Linked DNA regions of Mus musculus: region 2 is linked to region 1. Evidence: chromatin loops called from intact Hi-C (ENCODE). Cell type or tissue: gastrocnemius. All regions are shown on one strand. Links, peaks and the distances in the headings refer to the core of each region. The heading gives the core; the rest is flanking DNA.

Region 1 (10,456 bases), core at 2,200-7,199:
TTTCACTGTCTTTTTAAGATTTACTTATTTATCATCTGTAAGTACATTGTAGCTGCCTTCAGACATTCCAGAAGAGGGAGTCAGATCTCATTACAGATGGTTGTGAGCCACCATGTGGTTGCTGGATTTGAACTCAGTACCTTCGGAGGAGCAGTCAGTGCTCTTAACCGCTGAGACATCTCTCTGGCCCCTCCTTTCACTGTCTTGATGATGTTCTTTGCTGCAGACTAGTTTTTATCTTGAGGGTGTTCTATTTACCGGTGTCTTCCTTTGCCTTGCACTCTAGGGCCATATGTCAGAGACCTGGCACTATTCCTTCTCACACAACTCAGTTCTGTGGTTTAGGCTTTTGATATTTATTTCTATTTGTTTATGTGTCTGTGTGAGGCAATGTCATGTTTGCAGGATGTTAGAAGAGGGTGTGGGATGCCCTGGAGCCGGACTTGAGTCAGTTACAAGCTGCCAGACGTGGGTACTGAGAACTGTACTCAGGTTCTCTGGAAGAGCAGAAAGCAGGCTTCACTGCTGAGCCATCTCTCTGGGCCCACATGTATGTGTTCTTGTATAGTGTATAAAGTAATGGTCCATTTGTTTGCATGTGGGTATCCAAATTTTCTTTTTTCTCTTTGTTCTGTGTTTGGGTGTTTTGCCTACACATATATACATGTGCCATGTGTGTACCTGGAATCTGTAGAGGCCAGAGAAGGTGTTGGATCCCCTGAAACTGAAGTTACAGATAGTTGTGAGCCATCATGTGGGTGCTGGGAATGGAAGCTGGGTCCTCTGAAAGAGCAGCCAGTGTTCTTAGCTGCCGAGCCATCTCTCTGACCTTACAGATTTTCCAGTATGATTCATCAACAAGACTTTTCTTTTCTCATCGAATGGTCTTTTTGAGACACTTGTTGAAAATTAATTAACCGTGTGAGCATGCGTTTCCTTTTATGGGCTGTGTGTTCTAGTCTATTGGTGTTTATGTTTGTCTTTATGCCAGTATGCCACCTCTGGTTACTGCAACTTGTAGATAATTTCAAAATCGGGCAGTGTGGGCTTTCCAGCCTTGTCCTTATTTTTGGAGATTATTTTTGCTATTTGTCTTTTGAGAGCCTGTGTGAATTTGGGGATATTTTTTCCTACTTTTGAAAGAATTCCATTTTGATAAGATTACATTGAATAAAAAATATTTTATGTTTTACAACATGACTATTTGTTTATTAACTATAAAAGTTCAGAAAGGACAGAAGGGAGGTAGCAGAGGCAGACAGACAGACAGACACACAAAGAAATACATTTAAATCTCCTTACATGTAACATCATATCATCTGTGAGAAAAAATTTACTTCTTAAATTTCAATTTAAATGGTTTTTCTTTTCTTGCCTCATTCCTTTGGTTAGAATCTCTAGCCAAATGCAGTAGAGATGGCATCCTTGCTTTGCTCCTGACACTGGGGAAAAGTGTTTCAATCTTGGTTGTCTTTAAATCTTTTAAGTCTTTGATGTTAGGTATGCATTAGCCTTGGGCTTCTCATAGACATTTATTCTGTTGAGAAGGTTCATTCTATCCCAGTGTATTGAGTTTTCATTTTTAATCGTGAACAGGGGTTGGAGTGTTGCCACATACTTCTTCATGCATCGAGCGAATGACTGTGTTACTCTCCTTGTGTTGTTAATGTACTGTGGTTCCATTTATTGATTTCTAAAATCTTGGCCCACCCTTGCATTTGGGGACTAAGTTTCATTTGTCATGTTGCTGTAACAGAATTCCTGAAAAGAAGCAACCCAGGGGAGGGAAGAAGGGTTTGTTTTGACATAGTGTGAAGGGACAAAGTCTGTCACAGTCAGGATGACCTGGTGTCAGAAACCAGAGGTCATGTGGTCACACGGCACCCAGCCTGGGAAGGGTGCTGCACAGTTAGGGTCTTCCAACTTCAGTTTCTGTAACCCAGTAAACCTGCAGACACGTGCAGAGATTGGTTTTCAAGGTGACTCTATATCCTGCTAAGCTGACAGTTGATATGAACCAGGACGGACATGGGGTGCACGTCCTTACTACATTGTCAAGTTCTGTCTCCAAGCCTTCTGGTGATGGTCTTTACATCATTTGTACGCAAAGACCGTTTGCTGTGTAGTTTTCTTTCCTCCTAGTGTCTTTTCTTTTTTTTTTTTTTTTTTTTTTTTTGGTTTTTTCGAGACAGGGTTTCTCTGTGTAGCTCTGGCTGTCCTGGAACTCACTCTGTAGACCAGGCTGGCCTCGAACTCAGAAATCCACCTGCCTCTGCCTCCCAAGTGCTGGGATTAAAGGCGTGTGCCACCACGCCCGGCTCCTAGTGTCTTTTCTGATCTTAATATTAGGATTGTTGTCCTCAGAGAACAGGAAGGGCTTCTCTAGCCTTTTCTGGTTTGCAGAGCACTTCAGGAAGGGTTTGGGTTCTTTAAAAGCTCCGTAGAGGGGGCTGGTGAGATGGCTCAGTGGGTAAGAGCACCCGACTGCTCTTCCAAAGGTCAGGAGTTCAAATCCCAGCAACCACATGGTGGCTCACAACCATCCGTAACAAGATCTGACGTCCTCTTCTGGAGTGTCTGAAGACAGCTACAGTGTACTTACATATAATAAATAAATAAATCTTTAAAAAAAAAAAAAAAAAAAAAAAGCTCCGTAGAACACACCAGCGGGCCTCTCCAGCTAAACGGCTCCTTTCACTGGGAGAAAGTTGATTCCATTGCCTTATCTGTCATAGTGCTTTCCTAGTTTATGCCTTCCCATGGCACTGTGTGTTTCTAGGCACTTTCCCCATCTCCAGCATGAGCATGGACATGGCCTTTGACATTATTTACCTGTTGAGTGCTGGTGATGGGACTTAGGGCCTTGCACATGCTAGGCAACTGCTCTTCCACTGAGCATGACCCAAGCACGACCATTTTAAAACTGCAGGGTTGGTAGGTTAGCTACTCTTCTTCGTTTTACTGAATTACTTTCTTGTCTAAGAATGATACTCATTTTAAATGGCATATTTATCTCAAGAATATATCAAGGAATATGAAGATTTCGCTTACATATATTAACATTAATATATTATATTCTTGTCATATGAAGTGGGAATGCACATATAAATTTATTAAACTACATATATTGTCATTAATATATTCTATTCTTGCCATATTAAAATGGGAGAGTATATGTAAATTTGTCAAACTATATATATTTATCAAACTACATATATCATTGATATATATTCTGTCCTTGCCATATTAAAATGAGAGAGTGCATATGAATTTATTAGACTACATATGAACTGTTTTAACATGCCAATGACATAGTTTAGATTACAGGGCCCCCGTGAAGTTGTTGGTAAACCGTCGTTGTCGATGGATAGGTAGCCTTACGTTTGGTAAACTGGCTTGGTTTTCATGTGGTGTTTAACCTACTTAAGTCTGTCCGACAGAATGAACCAGTGATATATTTGGCTCAGGTTTCAATTTCTCAAGTTTCTCATCGGTAACTGGGTCAGAGAGTTAGGACGGGGCAGACGCACCTGTGTGGGAGGAGATTCATGGGTTCCCCTCCTGCTGGTCCTCGGGCAGGTGTTTTATGGTAGCCAGTATTTATGGAGTATCCCTGTCATGAGACAAGCTCTTCAGTAATCATAGGGATTCCCATGATCTAGAATAGTCTCACACAAAGCACGCAACATCTTGCACTTTGGGAGAACCACGGACCGAGACCATACCTAAGCAGGAACCTTAATCCTCCAAGAACATAGTCCTGATATCCCATTTGAGGTTGGAGCGTGTTCCCCCTGCTCCCATTACTAAGGCCAATCCATCCTTGGGTACAGCTGCTTAGCTGGGTTAGCATGGCCCTTAGGTTGGGAGCTTAAATAACCTTCTTTTGGGGGCCGTAGTGAAGCTGTTGGTAAATATTTGCCGGGGCCTTGGGAATTTTCTAAAACTGTATATGAAAACTGACCACTCTCTCTAGAGAAGAATCTAAGACGAAGTAGGAATTCGTCTCTCTTACCAGAGCAGGAGGCTGGACTCTAGTTAACTCAGGGAAGGAATTGTGCAGAGGAGGGGAGTGAAGAGGTTTAAATTCTTAGTAGCTCTACTCAAGTGATCAGTGGGTGAGAGACTGGGTTAAAATGGTAGTTTTTGAACCACGGGCTTATTGACATCCTTGCACTGACTTTCACCATAAGGAAGCATTTCAGTGTGGGAAAACATGCCTTATGAAGTCACACAAAAAGCTGACGGGGTTAACTTGGGAGTTGTAATGATTTTGAAGCACACTGTTAGCCATGTTGGGAAGGAGTAGCACCCTGAGCCATTGGCCTTCCACAGGAAGGCAGATGTGCGCCAAGAAAGATCAGCAAATATCCAGGTGGTGGGGGCAACGCGCTTTTGCTCTCAGCACTTGGGAGGCAGAGGAACTGTGGATCTCTGTGAGTTCGAGGCCAGACTGGTTTACAGAGCAAGATCCAGTACAGCCAGGGTTACATAGAGAAACCTTGCCCCCCTTTCCATCTCCCCCCCAAAAAAAGACCAGACATCTGTGGTCCAGACCTTGTACCTCCACCTCCTGGGCTGCACTCTAATGGAAAGATCACAGATGTGGTCTTTCAGGTGTTGTTATTTCAAGGGTTTTAAAACTTCTCCACACAGGATTGAATTTCATTAGGACATCCTTAGACAGCAAGAAGAAAGGTGGCATCCTGGGTACTGAAGTCCTTAAGTTTTCTGACTCCTGCTGAGTGATGTCCCATAGTTGCCTGTAGTTTGACTCACATGCTCTCTTGCTCTGCAGCAAGGTTGGAAACTTAGCATGAAATAAATAATTAGATCTCAGCCTCCACAGGTGCGGAGGCATAAATAATCCAAGCGCACACTGCCCGGGCATTCCATACCATGGGCCATTTAGATTTAATGTCCAGGCATTCGCTCGTAACTGAATACGTCAGAGTGCACCTCCTGCCAGGGACAGCGAGGGCTGCTATTTCAGAGCAGCGTGCTAGCCTGTCTGCTGGAAGGCTGCCTCCACCCTCTGACGCTGCTAGAGAGACCCTTTGGCTGGCTTAGTCGCTGAGAAAGTTCACTAGCCCCCGACCTAGTACAGAGGCTGGAACCCATAATGGAGACCTCTTGTGGTTGAAGGAAGTAGGGGAATCTATTAAAGGAAGAACCCAGCTAATGGCCCATTTAACCAGAGCCGTATGGAGAAGTGGACAAGTTCACGGATGGACAGGGATTTAAAAATCTTTACTCTCAGAGTCATGTGTTTGAACCTGAGACCATGTGACTGTTGGGGAGTGACCGAAAGTGGGTGTCGTTTTTCTGCTTCAACAGCAAATCCCGTGAAGGGCACTCAGAGGTAGCAATTCCTTTTCTGGTAAGCAAAGGTGAGAGTACAACTGTTGGCTGTAAGTCTGTCTGCACCGTTCATGTGGCTGTGCACTGGGCACGATCTAGTGAGTTTGTCAAGTGTGCCAAGGCGACTGCACCGTGATGCTCTGTGCTTCCAGAGCATGCGCATGCCTGGCCAGTGCCATTGACAGCGGATCCTGGGAACAGCAGCAGCTATGGCATGGGGTAGGTAGTTGGAAGGCAAACTCTAGGGCCCTTCTCCCCGACGTACTTGCCCAGTCTGTAAGGTGGGCCCAAGCATGTTTCAACAAGCCTTTTGGGGATTCTGATGCCTGTTGAAGCTTGGGCACCATTGACTTGGAGTATTTTGGGCCAGAGAAATAATCTAGGAATCATGCACGTGCACACACGTGTGCACACGCATGCACACCTACTGCTCATCATCTGTGGGATGTCCTGCAGCTGGTTGCAGGAGAATCAGTCAGACTTAAAATACTTAGTTGATAAATATTCCCTGCAGGTGGGCCTTTTCAACCAAACTTAAGCTCCTCCTTTGGCCACGCCCAGTCTCAGGTTTCTAAATTCTTTGCTTAGTCACCTCTAGGGAAATAGGTGTGGTGAAAGGCGAGAGGCATCCTTCAATTACTGATTGCACAAGGAGCCGTTCAGGTGTGTGTTGAATGACTGACTGCCTTGTGTAGGTCTGGGCTGTGGGCACCCTGTCCCCAAGGTTAGAGCTCTGAGGGAGGCATACAGGGAGAGTCACCCTGTGAGTGGCTGAGAGAGAAAGAGGCGCTCACAATGCTACATCTGGGAGGATCTAGATGGGCCAAGGGCACACATGGCTGGGGTGGTGGTTGGGAAAGGCTCCAAGGAGAAAGCGCTTAGCCTGGACGGTGTCTTGGAGGGCAGTCAGGGGGGCAGCAGGATGCCGACAGAAGGGAACAGAGGACTTTATTAATTAAAGTGCTTTCTTCAGCCACAGAGGTGGGGCTCTCTAGTTTACTTTAAAAATTATTTTATGTATGTAGCTGTTTTGCCTGCGTGTATGCCTGTTCATCTCCCGATGCCCAGGAAGGTCAGAGAAGAGCACTGGATCCTCAGGACATGGAGTTGGAGGTGGCTGTGAGCTGCCCTTGGGTGTTGTGAATGGAAAAGTAGCCAGTGCCCTTGACTGCTGAGCCATCTCTTCCTGTCTTGTTTCCTTTTTTCACTGAGTCACACTCATACTGCATACAGTATCCATCTTGAGGAATGTTTACGTACGTCTTCACCCTTGCAAACACTGTTAGGTTCAAATGTGAAACCTTCCTGTCTGCAGCCATCTGGTTCCACTCACCTCCATAACCATAAATTACTTTTGCTGGAGTCTTTTTAGTCTATAGGCTCCCCACCCCCACCCCCCAGGCTCGCTCTCTCTGGCCATATTTATTTCATATATGTGGGGACACTGTCACTGTCTTCAGACACAGCAGAAGATGGCATCGGATCCCATTACAGATGGTTGTGAGCCACCATGTGGTTGCTGGGAATTTAACTCAGGACCTCGGGAAGAGCAATCAGTGCTCATAACCGCTGAGCCATCTCTCCAGCCCCACCTATAGGTTTTCTGAACCCAAATTTTCTTATCCTCAGAGCCAAAGCTTGCCAGCAGATGGAGTATGGCTTTCATTTATGTGATTTCCTTGGCCCACAAAGTATATTTTTAAAAAAGAACATGGCCAACATTTAAAAATTGGGAGTTTCATAAAACATTCAGATTGTCTGGCATGGGGCCGGGGATGCGGCTGGGTTGATAGAATGTATACCTAGCATGTGCTGGGCCCTAGATTTGATTCCCAGCACTGCAGAAACCTTACGTGGTTGTAGACATCAGTAATCACAGCCTTTGGGAGGTAGAGGCAGGAGGATCAGGAGTTCAAGATCACCCTTGGCTACCTACAGAGTTTGGTGCCAGCCTGAGCTACATGAGGCCAGACCCTCCCACCCCCTGCAGTGCAGGCACCTGCCTGCTGTTCACAGACAGGAGAGCTGGGGCATTGCTCATGAGGCTGCTGTGCACGCAGCCAGAGTATGGTACAGTCCTCCTCTGTCAGTCACTTCTGACCCCTCGGAGCCACCACGCTGCCCGTGGCCTGGCCCCTGAGCTGACCTGGGTTCTTACAACCATCACAGATCCTTTCCTCAAGCCTTGCCTCATACCCCATCTCCTAGGAGGCTTCCGCTCACCAGCCCCTGCCTCTCTCGCTAAATGACACCTTTGACTTCCTATTGGCACATCCACACCGCCAGTCCATCCCAAGCCACACATCCACTTACATGGCAGGACAAAAAAAAAAAAATTCCGTTTTTAATTTCAATTTTTGTGTTTTCAAAATGCGTATCAGGTATTTCTGCATGTGTGTCCATACCTGGTGTCCACCGAGACCAGAAGAGAACGTCAGATCCCCAGGACTTGGCGTTTCAGACTGTTGTGAAGGGTGATGGGAATTGAACCTGGGTCCTGTCAAAGAGTAGTTAGTGCTCTTCACCACTGAGCCATACCTCCAGCCCCAAAGGTCTATTTTTTTTTTAAACTAGAGATTGCGTGGCCTCTGGGAAGCTCTTGCTTTTTATTTCTTAAATTCATTTCCTGATGCTCCACACAGCTCTGAGCATGCAGCAGGCCCCAGTCATCACAGGCCATGGACCTGGAGTAAGGAGGCTTCAGGGGAGGCCAGCGGAGGGTAGTCAGAGTCAGAGGAGTCCCAGCCCCTTCCTGCCAGGTGCCCTCCACAGGGGGCCGATGGGAAGCCCGCGTGTCCCCGAGAACCTAGTATCCCTACAAGAGAGCTGATACCCTACGAGGAAGGCACTGACACACGCTTGTCCGGCCACAGGCATCCCAGACAGTGTCACCTAAGGTGCCACCAGAGTTCTCCTCTTTCAGCCTGACAGAGCACCCCTGTCAGGGGATGGCAGGGGAAGGGTCACCGAAGGCATCTCGGAGCTGGGAAAGGAAGGTGTCATTTTGATGGCCATTCCCCTCAGCCTTCTGCCATGCCCCATTGAGAGCCTTGGGCACCTAGCTCCGTCCCACTTTTAGCTTCTGACGCAGTGACACTGATTGCTAAAAGCAACTCGGTTACAAATAACACCACCATGCCTTGTAACACAGCCTCCTCCAAAAGCGCTGCAGACGCTGGCCAAGGCTGCTGACCTTTCCTTGGTAAACCTCTGTTCGCAGAGCAGCCAGCCAGATCACTGCCCTGCAGGTGGGGCAGCAGAGAGCCACCTCATCGGCTGGGGTTCTGTTAGATGTCACTCCGTGTGCAGGGTTCCAAGAATGACTTGGCGTCTTGACAGGGAACATGATAGAATGTCAGGACCTAAGCTAATGCAAAATATGTCTTGCCCAGCCAAGTCATGCACAGGCAATGCTAAGAAGCCATCGGTCCTTCACCATGCACCATGTGGCAGGGGGGCTCACGGATGAGCCCAGTGATGATGGAGATATAGCACACAGTGGCTTCTGGTGCAGAATGTGGGATTCGGAAAAGCAGGAGGGCCTCTCTTTTCAAAAGGCACATTTAAAAAACACCCGCTTCCCGTTCCTCTTCCCCTTCTGACCCCTCCACCCATTTTGTTCCTTCTTCTTTTCTCCTACCTTACTGGGTTTATCTGGTTCATGGTGGGTCATCAACACCAGACTCCAGGTGACAAGCTTGTCTAGGTTTACAGGAGCTACACTCCCCCACCCCCAAGTCTCCCCTGTAGATAAGAACCGGATAGGAACAGTAGGTTTCATGCAAGTGTCTGCCTCGGGCAAGTTAGGTGGACATTAGCAACTATAAAATGATTCTTCAGAGTCCACTATGGGGGAGCTGAATGGATTAACATGAAGATGTGTTTAGCTGCCATCAGAAAACTGGCAGTCTGTGGATTAGAGGGATGTCTGACATTTACTTAATGGGATGACTGGAGGCAGATGCCCCTGGCTTGGTTTGTAGGCTCCACAATGTCTAAGGGGCTCAGAGACTGTCTACCTTTGGTTTTCATGCCTGGAGCCTTTTCTTCACAGACAGTGAGTGACACGGGGCCTGAGGGCGCAGAGACATCAGAAACCAAAGCAAGAAATAAGTTGGGATTGCTCCTTCCGGTAGGCAACAAAAATTCTACCTACTCTGGGGGTGAATGTTTTCAGACCTGTGGCAAGGACTCTGTTTCATTTTGTGTGTGTGTGTGTGTGTGTGTGTGTGTGTGTGCGCGCGTGCGTGCGTGCTTGTGCGTGCAACACCGTGTGTATAGATAGAAGTTAGAGGAGAAGTTTGAAGACTGGGTTCTCTCATTTTACCATGAGGGTTTCAGGGACAGAAGTCAGGTTATCAAGTTTGGTGGCAAGTGACCTCTCACCAGTCCAGAAAATGTCCTTTCTCGACAAAACCCATTGCGGAGACCTGAATTATTTGGGGCTATGATATGGTGAATTGAGACTCCTGTTTCCTTCTCGCTACTTCCGACTGAACCCCGAAAGGTGTCTTCTCACAGCCACAGGCTATGGAGAATTCTTTCCTACAACCTTTCTCCAGCACAGAGTTCCCAGGTAGACTTAATTTTCCTCAACTGCCCAGGCAGGATTCCACTGAGAACTCTACAGGTTATTTCCATGGAAACCAGTGAAGACAGACTCTCCAAACATACCACTGGCGCCTTGTATCAGCCTGGACCATAAGTGATGTGCTGGTCCCATCAATTACTCAGTGGGAACAGTGGGAACCGGGGCTCTCAGTATTAGGACTAAGGCACAGTGTCCCTCTGCTTGGACGTGTTCTGTCCTTTGAATGGTTGATTCTAGGCCTCCTTGGTCCTGTTTTGGGAAATGATTTTTTTTTCTTCCATATTTGCGTGTGCGTGTCCACACACAGGCCTACACACACACACACACACACACACACACACACACACACACACACTGGTGCCGCCCCACTTCAGCGGGAAAGGGAGGCAGTGATTTCATGACAGCTGTCTTTTTGATGAATGTCCTCCTGCCCATGTACACAGGCCATGACATTCCTGCCTTCCCTATTGATAATCTGAAAATCTTGTGAGTCAGGCTGCCTCA
Region 2 (10,456 bases), core at 2,521-7,520, 49 kb before region 1:
CTGGTGTGTCTGAAGACAGCTACAGTGTACTTACATATAATAAATAAATAAATATTAAAAAAAAGAAATGGTAACAGTTGCTATTAATGTCCAGGTAAGTTAATACATTTGGGTCTAGATGTGTAAAATGTATTCTGAATAACAGGACTACTAGATTCAGATTGCAAGAACATGACTACTGGTAAATCTGTGCTTTCCTTCTATAACTGTCTTTAATGACTTTGCTAGTGTATTATACAGTCTCCAGTGTCTTTCCTTCTTTCCTGTTAATCCCTTTTTTGTTTTGCTTAAAAAAAAAAAATCCTTGGACTGGCAAAATGGATCAGCAGATTACGATATTTACAGCCACACCTGCTGCACTCAGGTCACCTGGGATCCACACAGTGGAAGAATACTGACTTCTCACAGTTGTCCTCTGGCTTCTACAGGTGCTCTGTGGCATCACCACCCCACCAATAAATAAAAATGTAATTAAAAAAAATAAGTAAGCCGGGCAGTGGTGGCGCACACCTTTACTCCCAGCACTTGGGAGGCAGAGGCAGGCAGATTTCTGAGTTCAAGGCCAGCCTGGTCTACAGGGTGAATTCCAGGACAGCCAGGGCTACACAGAGAAACCCTGTCTCAAAAAACAAAAACAAAAATAAATTTAAAAAAACCCATCTTATTAATGACTTTACTTTGTTAATGGCTGAACAGTGAAATCGTTAAATTTCACTGCTATTAAAAAAGCAATGTTGCAAAGTGAAAATTCAAGTTGTATACATTTCAGTAAATTTTATTCCAAATGTTTAAATAATATAAAAGACCACACAAGGAAAAGGTTCTTGCCTCGCCCCAATTTGTAGAGGTGCTCACCGCTGATAATTACTTGCTTGTATAATTTCCCCAGAGATGTTCTATTTAGGACATTTAGTCATGACATAATTCTCTTGAGAGACTAGCACTTTCTTTCAGGAAATCTCTCCTGAGCCGGCAGAGACCTCCCTGTAGAGAGCTGCGCAGTCAGGAGCAGGAACCTTCTTTCTACACACCGTTTCCCACTGCTCACTTGGCTGTGTCTAGCTTTTGCTATTATGAACAATACTAGTCAATTCCCTTGAAAGTACAGCTGTGATTGGGGATATATATATATATTCCTAGGAGAGAAACTGCCAAATCAGTTTTCTGTGTTGAAATCCAAAAATACATATTTTTAGTTAGTATACAACACAATGGGTTTGACTACAGCGTTTTCATACTTGTCTATCTTCACCCCTTGCCCATACTCACCTCCTCACTGCCCTTCCCTGTGCCTTCCGCTTCCTCCCCAACACCCTTGTTGCAATGTTAATAGACAATTCCAGCTCCCATGCAGAAACTGCAGCAGTCTGCGCTTCTCCTTGCAGCAGAGAAGGAGGTCTGTGTCTCCCAGCCTCACCGGCTCTGAGAGCACCGAACTTTACCATCTAGAGGTGTACACACCGGGAAGGGCGGCACACCTGAAGTGATCCCTTCGGCAGAGGAATGATCACATCAGCCTGAAAGGTAGGCGACCCTTTGAGTAGAGGACAGTGTTACAATGATACAGAACAGCGATACAGTGTTACAGAAGAGCGATGCAGTGTTACAGAAAAGGTGCTGAGCCCCAGCTCTGCAGTTCAGTATCCCAGCGACCTTGACCTTGGACACGTTCTTCAGGCTTCTCTGTCTGCATTAAATAAACAGGTATGAGAACACAGAGCCTGAAAGCCAGTAAATTCATTATTCAGCTTATGAAACAAGGCAGGGGCCCAGTGTCACTGCAAGTTTGAGAATGACTGACCCTGGAATAACAAAGTTGCTTGTTTCTTTAAATGGTCCCATTACAATTTAGATACCACCTACTAATCTAGGGCTCTCAGAAGGTGGGTGTGGCGGATTGAATCACAGTACAGGTGCCGGTTTTTATTCCCTGGAGGATGAAACCTCATCAGGCAGTGAGCTCTCAGCTCTACACCCATCATCCAGGCAGTGTCTTCACAGGGTGACAGATAGGATTTGAAAATGGACCGGCCTAGCAGTGGTCTTGCTCTGTCCCTCAGAAGCTGGGTGGCCTTGAGCAACATTCTCATAGCTGTCTGAGAGACTCAGTTTCCTTGGTTGTAAAATACAATCATTCCAGCTAGCTCAGGGGTTACTGTCTAAAGATAAGCAAGGCACGCCTCCCGAGAAATGTCCACGCACAACAAAAGCCTCGCTGCCTGATCCTTGTGGGTCAAGGAGGGACAGGATGCTCCTGCAGAGAGGAGCAAAGAGCTGTTGCCAGCCCTCCCCTTCGTCAGACTCCCCACTGTGAAATGAAGTGGGTGACTCAGCCTTTCTCACATTTGCTTAGAGAAGCACACCCTTAGGGGATGGGAGGGCAGTTTGGATCCTAGATAATTATCTGTGTGTGTATGTGTGTGTGTGTGTGTGTGTGTGTGTGTGTGTGTCTGTGTTGTGCCACTCCTAGATAAAAATCGAGGAAAAGTAACTGCATCCCCAACTGGTTAACGCATGTAATGTTTGACTTGGAAAATAGACATGGTTGCTCACTGCAGTCCCAGGCAACATTCTGGGGGATCCAAGTACCTTAAGGTTTCTGCCAGAGCACTACCCTCCACATTGCTAATGACAAATATTAAGTTATAGCCATGCAAATAGGATTTCTGGGGGAAAATGCCTGCGGACCATAGATTTTCTTTTATTATTTATTTTAAATTTCCAAAGCCCAGTGAATTCTCAGTCTCCCTTTGCTCTCTGTATTGTCCCAGGAGGAACACTCAAAACTCACCCCCACACCTCAGTCTTTTTCCACCCATTCCCATGGAGAGAACTCCATAGAATTTCATGTTACCAAGTCTTTAATGAGAGCACTAGTGTGCCTTCCACCCACTCAGTTTCCTCGGAGTTTTAAAAATACCTTGTTCAAGTTGGCTACTATTGAACTGTAGAATCCCACTTGTAAAAATCAGCCCTTCTGCCTGCAAGAAACACCCCCACCTCGAACTTGGAGCCAGGGCCTCATTATTCCTAATTCCGTCACATTTGCTAACCAACCCTCAGAGAGGATACCTTTCCATTGGTGCATTGCAGTCCAGACAGTAAACAGATCTGCCTCATGACTACAGAGCTCTCTCCAGACGCTTTAGACGGTTCTCTGGCAACATCTGGGAAGACTTCATTCATTGTCTTTTTTGGGGAGAGTCTCAATGTTAGTTTTAGGTGTTTTCCTCCAGGGTTAAGGGAGTGTGTATGTGTGCCTGGGTAAGATGGAGTATGTGGAAGCCACACTCGAGAAGTTAGTGACAGAAATTGATCACAGAAAACTGCCCGTGTCTTCAGACACCCTGTTCTGCTTCTGAGAGGGGCCAGCAAGTAAGCCATGTTTACTTGAGAGATTTTTGCTTTTTTTTTTTTTTTTCGAGACAGTCTTTCTCTGTGTCTCCCCGGGTGTCCTGGTGCTCTGTAGATTAGGCTGGTCTCCAACTCACAGAGATCCCCCTGCCTTTGCCTCTCTAGTGAAGAGCTGGGACTAAAGGCATGTGCCACCCGCCGCCACACGTTCTGTTTTGTTTGTTTGTTTGTTTGTTTGTTTGTCAGACTTGTGTGAATTGTGAATGATGTGTGTGATGTTTAATACAAATAATCGTAACTCTAATTGGCAATGAGAGAGAGAGAGAGAGAGAGAGAGAGAGAGAGAGAGAGAGAGAGAGAGAGAGAAGCTCTCTAAGGTAGGGTGGCAGAGTAGGCAGTTTCAAGGGGAAATTGACACAAGAGTCAGGAGGGACAAAAAGTATCTTTCAGAGAGTTCAAGCAGTTGTCAGGTTTTGAGACATCTTTAGAATTTTCTGGTGTGTGAAGCAGGCAGGCAGGACTTCAGGCTGTGGGATCAGCTCGCTGCCCTCTGGCTTATAACGCACGAGAGAGGAATTTGGCCGCGGGCGTCCGTGTCTGGAACACCACGGAACAGCACAGTCCGAGAGAGCACGAGGCGGCCACTCCCCGGCCGGTGCTCAGGTGCAGGAGGGTCTGCGGGAGCAGGTGTCCCCTGTCGCCGTCTCCAGCTGCTCCGCCCTCAGAGCCTCACAAGTGCGTCGCACAGCTGCCACCCCGGTGCACACGGGTGTCCGGCGCAGGTGGGCTCCGGGCAATTAACAGAGTCGGTGAACTCTCTTCCTTATCCTTTAAATTTCCAGAGACGCTGCCAATAAATATGAAAGAAACGTGTGCCTGGTTTTCTTTTGCTCTCGTGGGAAAATTCAAAGAAATGAATCCACTGCTACCCTGTCCGTCGCCTTTGGGACCCCCGAAGCGACAGCTGGAACTACCAGCGTGGTGAGCTCCGGGGCCTGATCATCTGGGCCCCGAGATCGCAGTCCCACCCACCTAGGGAAGGATGTGACAGTGTCGGGTCCTTCCAGAGGCGCTGGCTGGGCTCCAGCCGCAGGAGGATGCCAAGCCCCGGGCGCACTTCGCGCTGGCGATGTCCTCGGGACTCTGCCGGAGCCGGGCAGCCTGTGAGCTCCGGAAGAAACTACAAGGCGGCGGAGGGCGGCTGCGGGGCGGGCCGGCGTGTCGCCCTCTCACGAGGGTGTCGCGCTGAGGAGCGCCTGGCTGGTCACCCCGAAGGGCTCGCGGTGGCGGGTGGCGGCTGCTACTCACTGTGCCTCGGGTGGACAGGCACAGTTGTCCCGGTCACCCCGCGCGCAGCAGCTCCTGGGCGTCTCGCGGCTTCCGTGGCCCCGGGGACGCCCCCTGTTCCTGTCCCTGTCCCCCGCCCCCTCCGCAGCCTCTCCAGCTTGAGCGCCGGGAGGTGGAGGAGGCGGCGCCGCGGGGACTGTCTCCTCCCCACCCTTCTCGTCTCCTCCCCACGCCACCGAGAAGGACAAGGGGACTGGGCACAGGGACCCCGGCCAGTGAGCGCTTGTGTTCCGGGACCGCCCCTCCCGCGCGCTCTTTCGCTGCGAGCCCGGGCCGGTGTCGCCGCGCATGGTGCTGGCAGTAGCCATGAGCCAGGACGCGGATCCCAGCGGTCCGGAGCAACCCGACAGAGATGCCTGCGTTATGCCCGGTGTTCAGGGGCCCTCCGTGCCCCAGGGCCAGCAAGGGATGCAGCCTCTGCCGCCACCGCCACCGCCTCAGCCTCAAGCCAGCCTGCCCCAGATCATCCAAAAGTAAGAGGGAGAATGGAGTGGGGCTGGGGTGAGCCTGGGACACACACCAGGGGCCCTCTTTTGTGGCTTCATTTCCATCCTTTGCTAAACTTCGCCCGCCCCGCTTGTGTTTGAAGTGTTGTTGGCGCTCTGAGCTGGGTCGGTGTCATTCTGGCTTGTTGGTGATATTGGGTAGAACGCAGTCAAGTTATTAGTGTGTGGTGGTGGTGGTGGTGGGGCATAATTTTTGCCTTTTCTTATGTGTTCTCTTTTCTCTTCTGATGGTACTGGATCTGTTTTAACTTCATAAGCTCGAAGTTGGGGGAAATGACCCAGAGACTATTTTTTTCATCCTTCTGATCCTTAGAGACCACTGGAATGTATTACGGTGACGATGACGGGTCAAGCGTGAGTGTGAGCGCTTAGTGAAGGGTGTGTGATAAATCGCCACTGAGAACAAAACTACCTTTAGTGGAGTCAACTAGAGATTTGGGACAAAGGGAGTTGAGGGCCTGTAAACAACGCGCAAACAGTTTACAACATGGCCCTTGCAAGGAGTTCTCAGCTGCAGAAAAGGTTTCCCCTAGATACCGTGGTGAACCTCACCGTTCTTCTTTTCATTGGTTTGGTAAGCTGGGGTGGTCAGGGGTCCCAGGAAGCCCCTTATCCCGTCTGGGAAGCGTAGAGGTAAACCGCTGGTGTTTTACTCCCTCGGCTCCTTAAAAAGCATTGTTTTGACAGTTTGAGGCCTAGAATGTCGGATTGTTCGAAGGCTCTTTATTTTGCTTCAGGCTTGGTCCACCTGTGACAAAGTCCTGAAAAATAGTTTGAGTGTTTCCACAAGTCTAATTGGAACATGTAAACTCAGGAAAACTCACATGAGGAGCTGGGGTTTTTTGTTGGCTGTTCTGATCTTGGGGATTCTGTAAACTCACTACGATGCACTAAGGAAAAAAAAAGCAAACATGGAAAAGGAAATGGAAGCAAATAGTAGTCAACTCTGAATGGCTTTAAAAAGCGAGTTATCTAATAGAAAAGAGTGAAAACTCAAATTTGCCATCAATAACAGGGAGGGGGGGTGTCGCGTTTCAGGACAAAATGGTTTCCTATCTGTTGGCTGGTTGACTCCTAAAGTCCTATTTAACTTTGATATTTTACATAACTTTTAGCTACTTGCAATTTGCAACTTTTTAAAAGTGAAAAGTTTCCTAAGGTGGTCCTTTTTCCTCTCTTTGTAAAGCGGTCCAGCAAATCCTAAAGAGAACTGACACTTTATATATCTCCTGAAGTTTCACTTCGATCCGCAACGTAAATAGAGGTCAACTGATAAAAACTGCTTACATCTAAAGTCTTTTTTACTAAAGCATTCAAATTGATCAGTTGTGAATTTGAAACTATTATCTTTCTCTGTGAACCAGTGATGTGTGTACTGAAATCAGCCCGCATGTTAAATTTATCAAAACCGCTTTGTTTTTTAGTAATTAGCCTGAGTTTCCCCTCAGTTTTAAGTAGAAGAAAACTAGGAACTTCTTATTCCCAGAAAAGAAATCTTCACAAATGGCTATTTAAAGTACTGCCAGGTAGGAAAAACATTTCAATTTGTGAAAATGGATAATTTAAGATGCATTTTAGTTTCTTCATAGAATTAATAATGTAAACTATACATTTATTATCTTATTTGGAAAATTCCATCTCTGGAATATGTTATTTTAAAAAGACATGAGGGACCCTTTCAAAGATGGCTCCTTCTGCATATAGGCCAGAATGGAGTCCTGCAGAAGTGTCCATGGCCTGGCGATAGGCCTGTGTTCAAGGACAATGTGTAAGGCGGGTGGATGTGCCCATGGGATTTGATGTTCGTGCTCTTGTATTTCAGAGCTTTTCTTTATAAGGAAGATTTGGGGTTTGTGTCTCCCTCTGTGCCACAGAAATTCCGCTGGAACCAGGCTCAACACGGCAAAGTGCTTTGCGGGCCCATCTGTAATGCGCTGAAACCTGAGCGGGCTATTTTGAAACTACGTTTGCATAATTTAATCTGAGCGACCATTTTTATGTTGTTAGGAGGTAGTGTTTTCATCAGCCATCTTCGAGAAGAGGTAGCGGGGTTGCCTGCCTTTGGCCGCAAATGAATCGCCTGGCCTTGGATTTGGAGGCATTTGTGATCTAAAGCTGTGGGGAAATTTTTTTTTTTTTAAATTGAAACCTATATTAAACCTTCTAAGTGAATCTTCAGTTTTTGCAGTTAGTTCAGTGAGGTCAGTAAGTCATCCCTAAGTTTTACTCTCTTTGAAAATGATGGAGACATCAATCTTTTGGTGGTGTGGCATTGAGGGGTTATAGGACTCTTTTCACCTTTTAAGGTCTGTGTTGGCTGATTAGCAATGGTTTTCCATTTCGATCGAGGTCAATGACTTTGGTAAAGTCATTGGTGAAGATGGAAACAGACTTTGTCTTCATGCTTTATACGAAGTCTTAGAGCTGTGCTTAACTGATCAAACGCTTGCAGTGCCATGATGAATCGCGGGACTTAGTGAGTGTTTGTTTTACTGCAGCCTGTCTCACCACTTGGGCGGTTGTGTCTCCAGTTCATCTGTAGGGTCCTTCTGTTCAGATCAGGTGTATGTATGCTCTTGGTTTTCTCTGTGTTCTTAACACGAGTTGAGAGCCAGCCAAGCTCCTGTGGCTCCCTTATGTCTGTCCCTGACATAAGAAACATCGGCCAGTTTACAATCACATAACTAGGGTCTTGGGAAAGTTTTGTTTTAAATGTGTGTTCTGCAAACTGGCCAAAGTGAAGTTGTCCTTGTATCATAGAAGGCTCTTTCTAAGCCCTTTGCAAAACATGAAATATAAAAGTGCCTTAAGAAAAGATGAGTTAATAAATCAAAATAATTTGAAGATTAAAAAAAGACATGGACTTATATTTCATATTAGCAGAAGAAAACATTGGTTTTTGTTGGCAAATGCTTTATCAAGACCTATACTCTCAACTATTGATGCTAGTTTCCAAAATTATTTTGTTTTAATTGTGTGCTTCAACCTTGAATACAATCTTTGATTTATAAGACATTATAAACATTGATGTACCACAGGCATTTAAATTCTAGATTATAAATTTCGAAACTATCAGAATAAAGATACAGTTGCAATTGTATAAGGTGGATGTCAATGGACAGATGGGATTACAAGAGCTACCACTAAGTACAAGGAAAAGAACCAAACACACACACCTTTATGAAGCAAATCACAAAGATGATTTCTCTAAATTATTTGACTTGCTGTAGGATTGCTTTTATTAATGTGAGGCATCAGGTTGCATATTTAAGTATGGATGAATTTCTTTCTTCCCAGATCACTTTCACAAGCAAATAAAAACCAATTGGTTTAGTGATTGTTAACTAGCATCCCAGCATGGGAGTGCGGCTTAAAGACTCAAGTCCAGCTTTGAGTTCTACTTAAGTGTTTGCTTAGTGTTAGTCAGTTTGTTCTCTGTGCCCGAAGGCTAAGTACTTAGAGTAGAAAATGTTACAAGTAGCCTCTCCAATAGCAGATAATCTAACAGACTGCCTCCATTCAGAGCGCTCTCCATGTAATGGTTAGGGGTTATGTGATATCCATCAACTTGATGGGCATGCTAATGAGTCTATAGACAATTAGGGGGAGGAATTAAGTATTCGCCAAAAAGAGACATTATTTCACAGACACGTTTCGTACTTTTCTGGAAAGCAGATGGAGTCTCTAACATCTGTGTCAGTTCCTAATATCAATTTGAGCCCATTTTCCAGGGGAATAGGAATACATTTGTAGAAGGAATTTTGGAAATTTTAAACACCATCTTAGACTACACGCAAGACAAGTATTTGGCAGGGAAAACATCTGCGAGGATTAAGTTAGCCCGAGCAGGGGAGAAAGAAACGGGTCCTTGTTAAAGCTCTGAAGTATCTGCTTCTCCAGAAAGCCCCTGAAAGCCATTTTTTTTTTAAATGAAATTTTACTCGAAAGCTCCTCTTTCCCCTGTAAGTGTTTCTGGATAATAAGGATAGCGGTGCAGTTTTGAGTTTTTCTCAAATTGCCTGAAAGATCAGTATTATGAAATGTAGAACATTGTTCCCTTTAGTCACAGTAAATGACTGCCCACATGGCACACAGTGACGGCTCAAATGCCTGTGCTGGCGGAAAGGAGAAAACTTGCTTTGGCCTTTTCTTCTATCTACTTCTTCATTTGCTATCACCTTGGAAGTTTGTGACTAACGATTTCTTCGATTTCTTGGCAGGGGCATCTGTTACCTGGATGTGAACTCTGGTGGGCTGAGATCTTTTTGCCTGCCCTCATAGTCTGGGGTTGGGGATTCTTAACCCACGTGGCAAATGACTCCCATTACCCACCCTCCACCCCACCCCTGCTCTGATATATTTTTCTTGCGACTGTAAGGTTCTTGCTGGCAGTTAAAGTGATTTCCTTTTTCCCCCTGCCCACGTGGCCAATCCTCAGGCAAACATTGTAATCGAAATGCCCAACTTTGATAAACAAAAATGCAAAAAAAAAAAAAAATGCTGGGAACCCACGGGATGTCACCAAGAGATAGAAATTAAACTGGGCAGCAGAAACATGGAGGCTAAAGACAGGAGGCAGCTGAACCAGTGGTATGGAAATGCTGAAGAGCAGTTTCCCACCCTGTGGTGATCTAGTTGGGCGTGGCCTAATTGATTTTATTTTGTACATTTTAGCATAGTGTTTCTATGGCTCCACATTTCCGGTGTAAGGGTCTGCTGGAAGTATTTGGAATGTTGAGAAGTTTTGCCAAAAGTAAAAAGATCTATAATGTAGGATTAGAGAAAATACAATTGTCAGTCAGCCGGAAACAGCAAAGCAACCCTTTCTTCCCTAGTTAAGAAGAGGGGTGATCTTGGTACCCGGTCTGCTGCCATGCTTCATGTGGCCTGTTCCCACCTGTCATGGGCAGGGACTTCCTGATTTTAATCACGAAGCACATATTTTTGAATCTGCAATGTACACCGGATTTCCAGCCCTCCTGGTGGGCTCCGAGAAGGCTCAGTGGGTGGTCATTGTTTGCCTCTCACCCAACTGGGAAGCTTGACTAGGCTAGCCTGGGGACTGCTATCACCTCCTGTCATTTGAGGAGGTGGTGGAAGACAAGGTCCCCGCCCCCCTCCATGCTTTCTCCTTCCTGTGTTTTAGGTATGTTACAGATATTTAATACGCAAAGCCTTCCTTAAGTTCTACGGCTGCTGCTGGGTTTTACAAGAGAGGTCCCCTGATGGTTTACAAGGCAATGTTTTCA

What was found. A loop is a pair of places that touch in the nucleus more often than their neighbours do. Peaks named below come from ENCODE experiments on the same cell type or tissue, not always from the same donor. Only the 100,000 strongest peaks of a DNase experiment are listed, where the experiment ranks them.
Region 2: a loop joins it to region 1, with 5 times the contacts of the local background. A loop is called at or near these places in 8 of 42 quality-filtered maps.

The regions. Positions count from the first base shown.
Region 1 is chr19:53,721,481-53,731,936 of GRCm38, forward strand. The region is part of intron 1 of Rbm20 (RNA binding motif protein 20); the gene reads left to right. Among named protein-coding and RNA genes, the nearest start is that of Gm30943, 28 kb to the right of the region's middle. In gastrocnemius, for the core only: a CTCF peak has its summit at 5,134 (motif pointing left); no DNase peak of the experiment used is centred there; H3K4me3 peaks cover 2,732 bases; H3K27ac peaks cover 4,469 bases.
Region 2 is chr19:53,672,419-53,682,874 of GRCm38, forward strand. It overlaps Rbm20 (RNA binding motif protein 20), which reads left to right and starts at 4,888. Exons shown (of 14, transcript NM_001170847.1): 1 at 4,888-5,174. The coding sequence starts at 4,990. Gm46653 (a long non-coding RNA gene) reads right to left here and starts at 3,353. Exons shown (of 2, transcript XR_001782674.2): 1 at 3,073-3,353; 2 at 760-1,687. In gastrocnemius, for the core only: no CTCF peak of the experiment used is centred there; DNase peaks (open chromatin) are centred at 4,503 and 4,841; H3K4me3 peaks cover 3,697 bases; H3K27ac peaks cover 4,011 bases.